Regions from separate parts of the Homo sapiens genome. Here region 2 is linked to region 1. Evidence: chromatin contacts called from ENCODE Hi-C or POLR2A ChIA-PET data. All regions are on one chromosome and are shown on one strand. Each heading gives the region's core, a stretch centred on a gene start or an enhancer-like site at or near the end of the contact. The rest is flanking DNA. Distances are from core to core; before and after follow the strand shown. Region 1 has its middle 76 kb from the start of LINC01991. Region 2 has its middle 31 kb from the start of LPP-AS2.

Region 1 (6,412 bases), core at 2,394-4,893:
AGTTCTTGTTATCAGGCATTCATGCATGAGAACCGTTTCTTCATGGCCTTTCTTAATTCTATTTTCAGGGTTCTTAACACAAGTGATTCCATTTTGATTCTGACAACATTCACAGCATGTCTAGAAAACACCTGTACTTTGAGTATCATTGCCATGGAAGAAGAAGTAACTTTCTGGATGGAAGTTGGCCTTCATAAAGCCGGGCTATATTTGCAAATTAAGTGCTTCCCTTATTAACATGGTCCAATGGAACAAGCATGGGCCCACGAGTCCAGACAGGGCTGTTTCTCTTTGATCCATGACCCTGGGCAAGTCCTTGACTTCCTTTAAACCTTTTTCTTTTTAATCTCTAAAGTGAGATTAACACCTGCCCATGTTTGCCTCCCAGGACTGTTGCAGAAGACAAAGGATATAGAAATACTTTGTAATACGCAGACATATGAAGTTATGTGTAACTTAGTTTTGCGTGTGTCCTTAACGACTAAGAAAAACGTAAAAACAACATGTAGAACCAGTCACAAGTTCAGTGTGGCTAAAGTGATACTGAAGAAACTAAACTTTCTTTTTCTCAAGGTCGTTTTGCTTTCCTAGTAATAGCCCAGCTTGAAATGGGGCTTTGGGGCTTACTAAGGTGTTCATATGTCCTGGCTTGGCTGGGACAGTCCTATTTGCAGTAGTCATCCTGGTATACTTTTTAATTATAATTTTTTTTTTTTTTTTTTTTTTTTTTGAGATGGAGTCTCACTTCTGTCTTCAGGCTGGAATGCAGTGGCACAATCTGGGCTCACTGCAACCTCTGCCTCCAGGTTTCAAGTGATTCTCCTGTGTCAGCCTCCCAAGTAGCTGGGATTACAGGCGTGTGCCTCCACGCCCAGCTAATTTTTGTATTTTTGGTAGAGATGCGGTTTCACCATGTTGGCCAGGATGGTCTCGATCTCTTGATTTCGTGATCCACCTGCCTCGGCCTCCCAAAGTGCTGGGATTACAGGTGTGAGCCACCGCTCCTGGCCTCATATTTTCATTCTTAAAAGTGTCCCTGTTTTGACAGTAAATTTCGTGGCCACCCCTAAACTTAAATACCATTCTGTTTCACCTTTTCATTATACATAATGGGGAATAGAGGCTCAGTGAAGAGAAACAACTTCCCAAATTCACTCAGCCTGCCCAGAGCCTGCAAGTGGAAAATCCCTTCTCTTTGTACCTAGGAAGGAAGGGGAAGAGAATACAGGGTGACAGAATGGTTCCCTTTGTCTGCTCTCCAGCGTCTTGAAGCAAATCTAATAGGAGTGCCCTAACTCCTCTCGATTTCCTGGAAAGTGATCAGCAATAGTATGGTTGCCAGTGGCCATGAGGGAGCTAGGGTTTGGAGCAAACATTACAGGAAGCTGGAGAGGGAAGCTTTTTCTCTTCTGTACCCAGAAGAACAGCCCAAAGGGAGGAACACTGCCTATGATTAACTAGCTCTTATTTAGGCACAGTATTTTTTTGGTTGATGTCATAACGTACCTTCACTTTCATGGTCTCAGTTGATCTAATTCTTACTGTCTTTGGAAAAGAATGTGAAGGTATCATCGTTCCCATTTTGTAGTGGAGAAAATCGAGGCCGATAAAGACTTGCTTTAAGTTTCACAGTAAGTATCAGAGTTGGTACTAGAGCTTCATCTCCTATGTCCTTGCCCAGTATTACTTAGGCTTCATTTTGCTTCCTGAACAGTCTGCCCTTAGGCATCTAACACAGAAATCTCATTATAATAAAGTATTTTTAGTATTCATGTAACTTAAGCCTTTTGGATGGAGCCCAAGGCAGAACCATCTTATATCCTGAATTTGGCTCTGTGGCAAATAGTGTTAGAACATGGTTCATGATCAACTATGGGTTTCGCTTTACAAACATATCTCTGAAAAACTTCCCTATGTGGACGGAGAACAGGCTAATTTATCTTGGGATAGGAGATTTCTCTTTGAAACAGTTGCTGGGATCCTGGAGAATAGAGGGACAGTCTTACTATAGTACTTAACCGTGCTGAGCTTGCAAATCCCTAACCTGATATTTTTGCAGAATCTCCAATTCAGAAAGATTTGTTTTGGCAGAGACTGAAATTCTTTATTTGGAACTTGAGGTATCCCTGACCCATAAGCATTCGGCTTGACAGATACGCAGTTGCATCCGTCATCACTCTGCCCTAAGCAGGGCAATGGCTGTGGTGAGCAAGAGTAGGGGATCCCGGGTATGGTCTTGAGTTTGTGGCTAACACATGAGATGTGGGGAAAGCTGCTTTTCTTTTAGGGGGCTCAGTTGTTTCAACTGTCATATGTTGAGACAGCATTAATCAGTGGGCTTCAAACTTTTAAAGCCACCAGATTTTTCCCCCCAGAATGCTGTGGGAACCTAGCATGAATAAATAGTAAAAGTGGGACTCACAGCTTCTCCATTTAGCCACTGTATGTCTGTAGGGCCTCTGTGGACTCTAGTATGGCAACATTCGGATACATACCTTTTAGCCCCCAACACTGGGATTCTAAAGATGAGTAATGGCTTAGTGATAGATGTTAACCTCCTGAGGGGTTGCAGTGAGCCTGGAATTCTGGATACAGAACTGGTCAGACAGGGAAAAGGGCTGTAACAGTGTGACAAACAGTAGAATTAGAGTGGAGGGTAGCAAGATAAAGTTTTACATTTCATGGGTTAACAGCACTTTATAGTTTACAAGTATTTGCACTATAGTTGTCTCTTTTGAACTTACGCAACACTGTGTGCTCAGGCATTTGTGCAGCAATCTTTTGTGAAGCTGGATTATGTGCCTGGTACTGTGGGTTGAGCTCATGGACATAAAGAAAGAGGAGAGCATGTGAGCCTGGAGGAGCTCATCATCTTATAGAGGAAACAGGCAGGTAAAGAAATCATTGCAATTGCAAAACAGAAAAGCTGTAAGAGAGGTGCAAACAAATGTTGAGCAGCGAAGTGAAAGCAATGATTCCTTTTTCCTGGGGAGGGGAGGAAGGCATACCTACCGTGGGGCCTGCAGGATGAGTGACCTAGGCAGATAAATACCTAGGTAGAGAAAAACACGTGCACGAAGCAGTGGAGGCCTGTGTGAGCAAGGTGCGTTTGGGGGAAACAGGAAGAGCTAGGGGAAATCTGGCCTTCAAGGTATGGAAAGGCAGTTAAACAGTGAAGTTAACCTGCAGCTTAACTGGGAAGGACTTTGAATACAATGCAAAGAATTTGGACCCCATGGCCATTAGAGCCCCATCTTCCAGATGAGGAAAAGGGCCTTCCCTTCGCACAGGGACAGCCGAAACTGTGACTCCCACGTTCCTTTTGCTACCCTGTGCTGCCTCCAGCAGGCCTGAACCGAGGCAGGCCCTGCGTGGGAGAGGCCTCTGGGCTGTTTATCCTGCGCCAGTGGGGCTAGCTCTGGCAGGGAGTGGAAGTAGGTGAGGTGGGGGCTGTGGAGGAGAGGAGGAGCCTGACAACAAGGGCTACATTCAAGGCCTGCACTGGAGCTGACGAGGAGAATGGAAAGCTACAGTCTGTTGGAGCCATCCAGCCTTGGCAAAGCGGTCGGGGCCTTATAAGGAAATGTTGTTCTCTCCCAGCCGGTGGGGCTGGGATGGAGCCCTGTGCCCACAGGACAGAGCTGCCCTTGTGGTGGTAGGCTGGGGGTGCCACCCGCCCCTCTGCTGTGAGCAGGAGCTGTCAATGGGCCACTTCTGCAGGCTCAGCATTCCCTCTCAGCCCCAGTGTGCGTGTAGCCCCCACCCCTCCACCCCCTCCCACTCCCCATTGCCTTGGGCTGATTGGAGGAAAGGAAAAAAACAAAACAAAACAAAGACTTGGCAAAGTCCCAGGCCTCATTGCTGTTTGATGCCGAATTATTCGGAAAATAGGCTCAGGTCAAATTCTCTCTTTTTCCTGAAGAATGCATGAATAAGGGGATTGCTCTTTGTCCTCCTTCCCTGCCTGGCGCCCGCATCTCTTTTCCTTGTGATCACGAAACTCCCAGCACCCCACACGGCCCAGTGCAGAAAGCAAGAAGCTGAGATGAGTGGGCGGGGGAAGCCTTGTGCTGGTGCCTTTTCCACCTCCCAAGGGTAGAGCAGCAGCCACCGGAATACTCATAGGAGAAGGGTGACTCTCGGACTCCTTACCTGTGCCGGGCAGACCAGAGGGCCAGGGAGAGAGAGATGGGCACAGGGTAAAAACACAGCCTGCCCAGAAAGCAACAGAAAGTGCTCCTTGGGGTGGGCGCGGTGGCTCACGCCTGTAATCCCAGCACTTTGGGAGTCCAAGGAGGGTGGATCACGAGGTCAGGAGTTGGAGACCAGTCTGACCAACATGGTGAAACCCCGTCTCTACTAAAAATACAAAAATTAGTTGGGCGTAGTAGTGTGTGCCTGTAATCCCAGCTACTCAGGAGGCTGAGGCAGGAGAATTGCTTGAACTCGGGAGGCAGAGGTTGCAGTGAGCCCAGATCGCGCCACTGCACTCCAGCCTGGGTGACAGAGCAACAATCTGTCTAAAAAAAAAAAAAAAAAGTGCTCCTTGGGAAAGGACAGTAAGCATTAGTCAGCTCCTGGAAGGAGGGCTTTTCTACAGGGAGTGAGGAGAGATGATTTAAAGCACTGATCCCTAGCAGATCTTTCTGAACTCAAGATTGGGGATAGGAGCAGAAAAGATGCTTAGTGTGGCCTTTTGCTTTGGCTATTCATAGACCCCGTGCATGAAACCCTGGAGCTACAAGGAAGCAGGTTGGCCAGTGCAGCTCCTCACCTAAAGCTGAAATATTTTTACAGCAAGCTTGGCAGACCTTCAGCTAACCAGTGCTCCTCTAGTCATCATGGACTTAGTTCCTCAAGTTAGTCTGTCCCAAACATACAGCTCAACCCAACAAGGAGAAGTAAGTCATGGAAAGCAAGAGGAAACTTCCGTTTCCAAGGAGTTTACCATCCAGAGCAAAGCTACAAGGAGCACACAATAATCCAAACACAAAGAAGAAAGTTATGGCCAGGTGTGGTGGCTCACGACTGTAATCCCAGCACTTTGGGGGGCTGAGGTGGGTGGATCACCTGAGGTCAGGAGTTTGAGACCAGCCTAGCCAACATGGTGAAAACCTGTCTCTACTAAAAATACAAAAATTAGCCAGGCGTGGTGGCGGGCACCTGTACTCCCAGCTACTCAGGAGGCTGAGGCAGGAGAATTGCCTGAACCTGGGAGGCAGAGGTTGTAGTGAGCTGAGATTGTGCCACTGTGCTCCAGCCTGGGGGAGAGAGTGAGACTTTGTCAAAAAAAAGGAAAGAAAGAAAAAAAAAGGAAAGAAAAAAGGAAGGAAGGAAGAAAGGAAGGAAAGAAAGAAAGAAAAGAAAGGAAATAAAAAAGAAAGTTATGAGCTCTAAGAAAAACAGAGATGTCTGAGGTGAAAGAAATTGCTCTTGACTAGGTGTCCACAGCAGTAGATGAGGAAAGCTCTTATAGAAGAGATGGAATTTGGGGTGAAGAAAAGTTAAAAGTCCAAAAAGTGACATTTTGAGAGATTGTAGGGAAATGGCTTCCAGGGGGAGGAACTAGCCTGAGCAGGACGTGGTGGCAGGAAATCTTGGGGCTCACTTGGTGTCTGTGGGGAGATGGACAAGTGGATTAGTGCAACAGGGAGAGGAGGGGCTGTGGTTGGAGAATGGCTGAGCACCACATTTGGGGGCACTGAATCCCAGAGGGAGGAGGAAATTGAAGTGATTGGCAGCCAGGAGCCACCGAAAGCTTTTAAGCGTGAAAGAGATGTGACCGGTACAGTGGTTCAGCAACTGTGATCTGGTATCAGGCGCAGAAGGGAGAGGCATCCTTCGCCCTGCTTTGGTGAAGCCAGGAAAGTACCACTTCCTGCAGCAGAGCTTTGGCGGTGTTGTGGCCCTTTCCTGAGCACTGGAGGCCTGGCTCTCCAGACAGCCACCTAGATCTCAGGATTTCAAGCACTGCTGCATCTTAGAGGCTGGCTGCTTTTTGAACGAGTGACCCTTCCCCAGAAAGGACTAGGACTGGCCACGTTAGCTCAGTTCTCTTTTTACTTTGAGGCTTGCACAAGTCATTGTGTTCAGATATGGTTAAGAAACCTAAACTTCAATCCCTTTTCAGGACTTGGAGACCTGGCAGGTTTCCAAAAAGCACCCAGGGTTGAAAGGCAAAAGCTCTCGGATGCCATCTTATCTCAAAGAGTCTGTCCTTTGTAAGGCATTCACTATTTAGACACCTGTGCTTGTCTCACACCTGATGATAATAGAGCAGTAACTTCCTCCCCAGCTTTTCCCTCCATGGCTTCTTTCCCTTCCTTTTGGATGCCTGCCTCCATCAAGGCATCACTATTCCTAGGGAGTATGAGGCTTTTGCAGAGTGCTTTGGGCTCCTGTTGCAAAGAGA
Region 2 (6,412 bases), core at 2,013-4,512, 71 kb before region 1:
AAGACCAAAGACAGAGGCTGATCTCAGCCCGTCCAACTGGTGCTTAGTCTGAGTCTTCAGTGATTCACAGCCATCTGAGAGGGTAGCTGGACAAAGACCATTGGTATCTAGCACTTGGAAAGCATTTTTACTAAACCTTTTGATTAGATTCTGGTCTATTCTCCTGCCAAGTCCAGGAATCCCTTCCAGAGCATTCCTCTCAAATGGTTGTTCCTTCTTTATTTAAACTTTTCAAGCAACCAGGAATTTATTGCTTGTGTGCAGCAACCTGTTTCATTTTCAGACAGCAAGTAGTTAGAAAGTTATATCAAGATAGTTGTCTCTCCATAAGTGAGTAAAGGATGTTTTTCTTTTTTTTTTTTTTCTTTCCGAGACGGAGTCTCATTCTGTCACCCAGGCTGGAGTGCAGAGGTGTGATCTCGGCTGACTGCAACCTCCACCTCCCAGGTTCAAGCTATTCTACTGCCTCAGCCTTCCTAGTAGCTGGGACTACAGGCCTGCGCCACCATGCCTGGCTATTTTTTGTATTTTGAGTACAGACAGGGTTTTACCATGTTGGCCAGGCTGGTCTCAAACTCCTGACCTCATGTGATCTGCCCACCTCTGCCTCCCAAAGTGCTGGGATTACAGGCATGAGCCAAGCTTTCTAATAGAGGAATCATCTTTTTTTTAGAACCAATCAGGATTGTTGGCCACAAGCAACAGGAACAGACTGTGGTTATCTCATGTGAAAAGGGACTTAATTATGGCTTGACTTACAATTTTTTGACTTAAAATGATACAAAAGTGATATACATTCAGTAGAAAGTGTTAGGATACACTTGCGATGCTGAGCAGAGGCAACCAGCCCCAGCTCCCAGTCAGCCACCCAATCACGAAGCTAAAAAAACTCATACTTTATGGTGTGCAGTGTTGCCAGATGATTTTGCCAAACTGTATGCTGATGTCAGTGTAATCAGTGTGCTTAAGGTAGGCTAGACTATCCTGAGATGTTCGGTGGGTTTGATGTATTAAATGCATTTTTGACATAGGACATTTTCAACTTATGATGGGTTTATCAGGATGTAAACCCATTGTAAGTCAAGGAGCATCTGTATAGTGAAGTGATGATCTTAGAACGGACTTAGGAGACTAAAAGCATGAGCTGGGGTAGGAGACAGGATCTATAGTCAATGTCATGTATCAGGAACAATCTGGCCCATGTGTTAGTGCTCTGATCTGCTTTAACTGCAAATGTTTCCTCCATCTGCACCTCATTTTCTAAAGAATCAAAGTCCTAGGAGGAAGTACAGGATTGGCCAACCTCAGGTCATGTGTTTCAGACTGGGCAAATGTACAGGTCAGGAGTCTTGCTCTGTCACCAGGCTGGAGTGCAGTGGCACAATCTCAGCTCACTGCAATTTCTGCCTCCTGGGTTCAAGTGATTCCCCTGCCTCAGCTCCTGAGGAGCTGGGACTACAGGCGCACACCGCCACACCTGGATAATTTTTTGTATTTTAGTAGAGACGGGATTTCACCATGTTGGCCAGGATGGTCTCGATCTCCTGACCTTGTGATCTGTCCACCTCAGCCTCCCAACATGCTGGGATTACAGGCATGAGCCACCACGCCCAACCCAGCCCTTCTTTTTCTAAAGGAGTAGCCATAAAGACTTTGCCAGTGAACCCTCTGAGTGCATCCACAGATGGCTCACTGTTTTGTAACCTAAAAGTGCCTGTGCAGACTACGTGCCCATGGCCTGCCTCTGGGACAGATACATAGTTGTTTTCCAGAAGACTGTTTTGGAAAGATGAAGAAATGAATTCTGCCATCAAATCCAGTTGTATCTTTCAGCTTGTTAATGCCACATAGAGCTTTATGCTTCTATTACCTGCACTAAAACACACCAGTGTCACTTAGTGAACTTTTTAATTGGCTTTTTAAAATAGTAATGTAATCAGGCTCCTCATGCACAAAAATCTGCAGACGGGCTGAAAGGGAAAATGTGAATCACAGTTTAAATACATGCTTTTCGACTGCTTTGTAAGACAAACAGATGTATTAATTAGCACATACTTTAGGGTATGTTATATACTTAAATGGAGGAAAGCGAACAGAATATCATCTCACCAGAGGCAATAAAGATTTGAGCTCTGACCCTAGAAACAAAATGGCATCTTGTTTTCAGAAATGCCTAGCTGTGAGAACAATGAGTCAGGGGCTTAGAGGAATGATCTCTGGATTTATGTAACAAGAAGGCTCTTGTTCAAGTGGTATATAAGAACTAGACCACAGCCTTAGTAATGTGGGGAAAGCCTTTTAAAGTAGATCCATATGAAGAAATTCAGTAGTCACAGAGCTAAGACATTTTCAAAGGTCTTTAGTAACAAAATTGTGCTAATGCCCAGGACTTAAGAATAAAAAGATTTAGACTGAAGGTAGAGGTGAGTCCTTGGTGTGCATTGTATTATGCTAAGTGTTATTGAAATAATTTAAAAAATGGCAGGGTCTGTACCATGTAGGAGATGACATTGAAGGGATCACATGGACATAATTATGGATTTAATGCAGCATATTTTTTAATGAGAAATTAGTGTTTTGTTTTTTTTTAACTGAAAGATCAAAAGAACTCTTTTCCTTAGAAGGAAGAAAATGTGATTCTTCCTTTTCTTGACCTTTTATGGCATTCATTCTTGCCCACCTTGGGCAGTTATTTTTGTATAGGTCTTGTCTTACTGGACTTCAAGAATGAGATAAAGGAAAAAGGACTATGTCTCATTTCTTTCTACTCCATCCCACACATAATGCTTCCCTAGTACACAGAGAATTCTCTGTATGTGTGTGCTGAATGAATGAATCATCAAAGTCAGTAAAGAAGACATAGGGCTCCTTCAAGTCCAGAAAGAATCTTCCCGTATCACTTTAGACGAAACTGTGTGAACTTGGCAAGTAAATGCACCTCTCTGGGGCTTCCCAGTAAAATGAAATGATGAAATGTTGGTAAAATAGGGAATGGTAAATTGGTTTCAACTTACATGCCTACTCAGTCAATTTCTCTGGACTCTAAGTCTGGATGCTCTTTTTGGCCGGATTGCACACTTCTGATATGAGAAGGCACGACCTTGCCTGGTGGGAAAGAAAGTGGCATATGGGAGCATTGTGTCTATGTCCTGCTCATCTGTAGGTTGCTGTATCTACGTTGTTTTAGAGAATGAGGAAGGAAATGACTTGTGAAAGTACAACATTAACAGAATGCAAACATTGTGACAGTCTTCACCTGACCTTTGATGTAGATATTTTCTTACCCTTTAGAAGATTTCCTAAAAGAAAAGCCATGTTTATCCAGTGCTCAGGTGACACTGAGCAGAGTAGGCTGTGGTATACGCTGGATTTCCAAATGCAGGCTGATGGAACCTCATGCTTTCACTGATAAGAACCACCTAAAATGCTTGTTTTAGGTATGGCTTCCTGAGTCCCACCCTACAATAAATTAATTAAAATCTTGAGACTAGGGTTCAGGAGGAATATTTATGCTAAGAAAATTTTCCAAGATGATTCTGACATGAAGCCAAAATTGGAAAGCACTGTTTTTCATGGCTGAATCATAGTCCAAAAGTATCTGAACAGGGTGAAACAAACATGATGAAATGTCAGAGACAAATGTAAATCCCTTAACTTTACAATAACAAGAACTGGGAAAACCTAGGCCGACAGCAGCATGTGTAATACAACTGCAGCTTCAATATTTGGTTGCCTGTAAGCTCTGGCTGAGCCAACTCTGAGATACAGCTTACCAAAACAGCGACAGTGGTGTTAGGCTGAAGGCATAGGAATATAATGACGAAGCAAAAGACAGCTCTCTTTCCTATTCTGTAGTTTCAGAAGACAGCTGCATTGTGTTCTTGATTTAGTAGGGGTAATTGTTATTTTTAGTAGCAATATAGAGTAGCTGTAGTAGTAATAACAATCCTTTATGCAGCACTTCATTATTTATAAGTTTATATTCAACATTTTATCCGCCCTAAATAAAAACTTCAATTTAGCTGTGTTATGCAATAGAGCCCATTGGTGGACACACTACTCAAACCTACATCTTTTATCCCCCAAGTCTCATGTCGTGTTTGGCAATGTGGAGAATTTACAGGCCAGGAGAGTAAGATAGCCGAAAACCATGCCATCAGAAAAAACAGAGTTCCTTACCCAGAAGAAGACTTCATAAGGCCTTGCCTGTTGTCACCGAAGGCCTGGTGGGTTTCCACAGGGAAGAGAGGGCAGACTTGTCACAGGAGGCCTCAGAGGACAGAACTTGACCAATGGTAAAAGTTACAGGGAGACATACCTTGGCCCACACCTTGACCCAAAATATTTCTTAATCATCAAAGTCCCCGAAAGATGAAACAGGCTACCTATAGGGAGATTTTGGAAAACTATGTACTAGGAATGGATGGGGAAGAATTTGGGGTGGGTGACTTCAGAGGTCTTAGAAGGGACCCTGAGTTGTGCAACCTGGGCCCATGCAACCTTCTGATGATTAGGGCTGCTGAAACAGCAGGGCTGAAGGCAGGAGTAGTGGGATAGAATGGCCTCAGGTGTGGGAAGCTGCCACTCTGCACCCAAGTGACTGAGAGCTTCACCTGTTTGCCCTGTGACCTGCACTGGAGAACCTCATACTTTAGCCTTAGCTAGCACATTGGGAGCAACCTGATATCCTGTATGCTTTGGGGAACCGCAGCCTTTCTCCTTTTACATGTGTTTAGTGAGCCTTGATTTAGTCGTAGAATTACAGATTTCTAGAGCTTAGAGCCAACTCAAAGACCACTTAGAGGTCATTTGGCCCAACCTGGCCACATTATAGACAGGGAAACAGACAGTTAAATCTGTGACTTAAATTATAAACACCATTAAAAATTAGAGTTAGAGGCCAGGCACAGTGGCTCGCACCTGTAATCCCAGAACTTTGGGATGCCAAGGTGGGAGGATAACTTGAGGCCAGGAGTTCTTGACCAGCCTGGCCAACATGGTGAAACCCCATCTCTACTAAAAATAAAAAACATAGTCAGATGTGGTGGAACATGCCTGTAATCCCAGCTACTTGTGGGAGGCTGAGGCATGAGAATTGCTTGAACCCAGGAGGCGGAGGTTGCAGTGAGCTGAGATCGTGCCACTGCACTCCAGCCTGGGCAATAGAGCAAGACTGTCTCAAAAAAACAAACAAACAAAAAACAAATAGAGTTACAAGAGAACCTCAGGCCATGCCCCATCTGGCCACACCCCTTCATTTTCCTGAGAAAAGGAGTGATTAACTAAGATCACTAAATGAGAGATGGCATGGCCAAGACTGTAGCCCCGTCCCTTGTCTCTCAGTGTGATGTTCCTACTGCTGACACGTTTCATCTCCTCTTTTCCACTGAGGACCTGTTCCTTCTGTCTCTTCCACTAGGGAAAATACCCTCTGCTTTGGGATGCAGGGAGGCTGGAGCTGAGCTCACAGGGGGCCAAATCTGTCCCTCTATGCCACAGTGCCACCTTCTCTGTGAGCCTGGCCTCAAGAGAGTGTGCAGCACTGCTGTGACTGTGGATGCAAAGAATCCTCCAAGCACGCAGCATAACAGAGGTGTTTTATAAGCTGCAACTCACACCGCTAAACGAACACACTAAACATTATTCCAGGTAATTCTACATGCTAATTCCTCCCTGAATTATTTTCATGTGTGTATTTGTGCGCTTGAGCCCAGAGTTAGTATTATGGGTGGAAAATAGAATGTAACTTTATAGTAGTGAATTTTTTAATGAGGTGAGGGGATAAACAGTGTTTAGCAATTTTCTTCTCCTTCTTTCCTCCCTTCCACTTTTGCTCTCTCCTTTCCTTTTTTCTCATCTTCCTTCCTTTCCTCCTGAATTCTCCAACTCAGGGCTGCAAGTATTCATCAACTGAAGAACGAATGTCCACCCTCTAAGAGCTTGTGCATATAGCCGCAATGCGAGGATGACTTACTCTCTTTCAGCTTTTTTGCCCGTCTCAGAACACAACTTTCTTTGTGAAAGTCTATACCCAAAGACAGTGCAAAATCCCTCTTAAGTCTGACTAACACCCTCATTTGTTAGGAAATTCTTATCTCTGCAAGGCCCAGCATTTGTAGTAACAAATACTAGAGGGTACCAAATACTTTTCCTGTCTACTTCAAAGTTCTTCTTTGTGATTGCTCACCGCTCTTTGAGAAATTTTCCTTTCTCACTGGAATTCTCCACCGAGTACTCTACCCCAAGGTGAATTTTTCTAGTGAGGAAATGTGATCTTGAAAAAAAAAATCATGACTCTGTTTGCCATTTTTAGAAGGCAAAATTTTATCAAACAAGAAGACCCAATCCACTAATATTTAATTGCCCCCAGGAAGTGTCTCTCTGGGATAAAAACTAATTTCCCCAAATGTAC

The links. Hi-C counts contacts between places; a loop is a spot of excess contacts on that map. ChIA-PET counts read pairs that join two places held with the same protein, here RNA polymerase II (POLR2A). Pooled maps may share reads with other maps.
Region 2: a map of Caco-2 shows a loop between it and region 1 (9-fold over the local background). The contact joins two enhancer-like sites. A Hi-C loop is called at or near these places in 4 of 168 maps with a recorded cell type or tissue (Caco-2, HepG2, aorta and 1 more) and 9 of 50 pooled maps. POLR2A ChIA-PET finds 5 or more read pairs at or near these places in 1 of 52 experiments (AG04450).

Annotation. Positions count from the first base shown.
Region 1 is chr3:188,049,527-188,055,938 of GRCh38, reverse strand. No RefSeq gene overlaps it. Among named protein-coding and RNA genes, the nearest start is that of LINC01991, 76 kb to the right of the region's middle. RefSeq lists an enhancer at 2,772-3,744. Within about 2 kb of position 3,643, at least 21 of the 41 ENCODE cell types and tissues checked have a DNase peak (open chromatin) inside an H3K27ac peak, as active enhancers do.
Region 2 is chr3:188,120,166-188,126,577 of GRCh38, reverse strand. No RefSeq gene overlaps it. Among named protein-coding and RNA genes, the nearest start is that of LPP-AS2, 31 kb to the left of the region's middle. Within about 2 kb of position 3,262, at least 3 of the 41 ENCODE cell types and tissues checked have a DNase peak (open chromatin) inside an H3K27ac peak, as active enhancers do.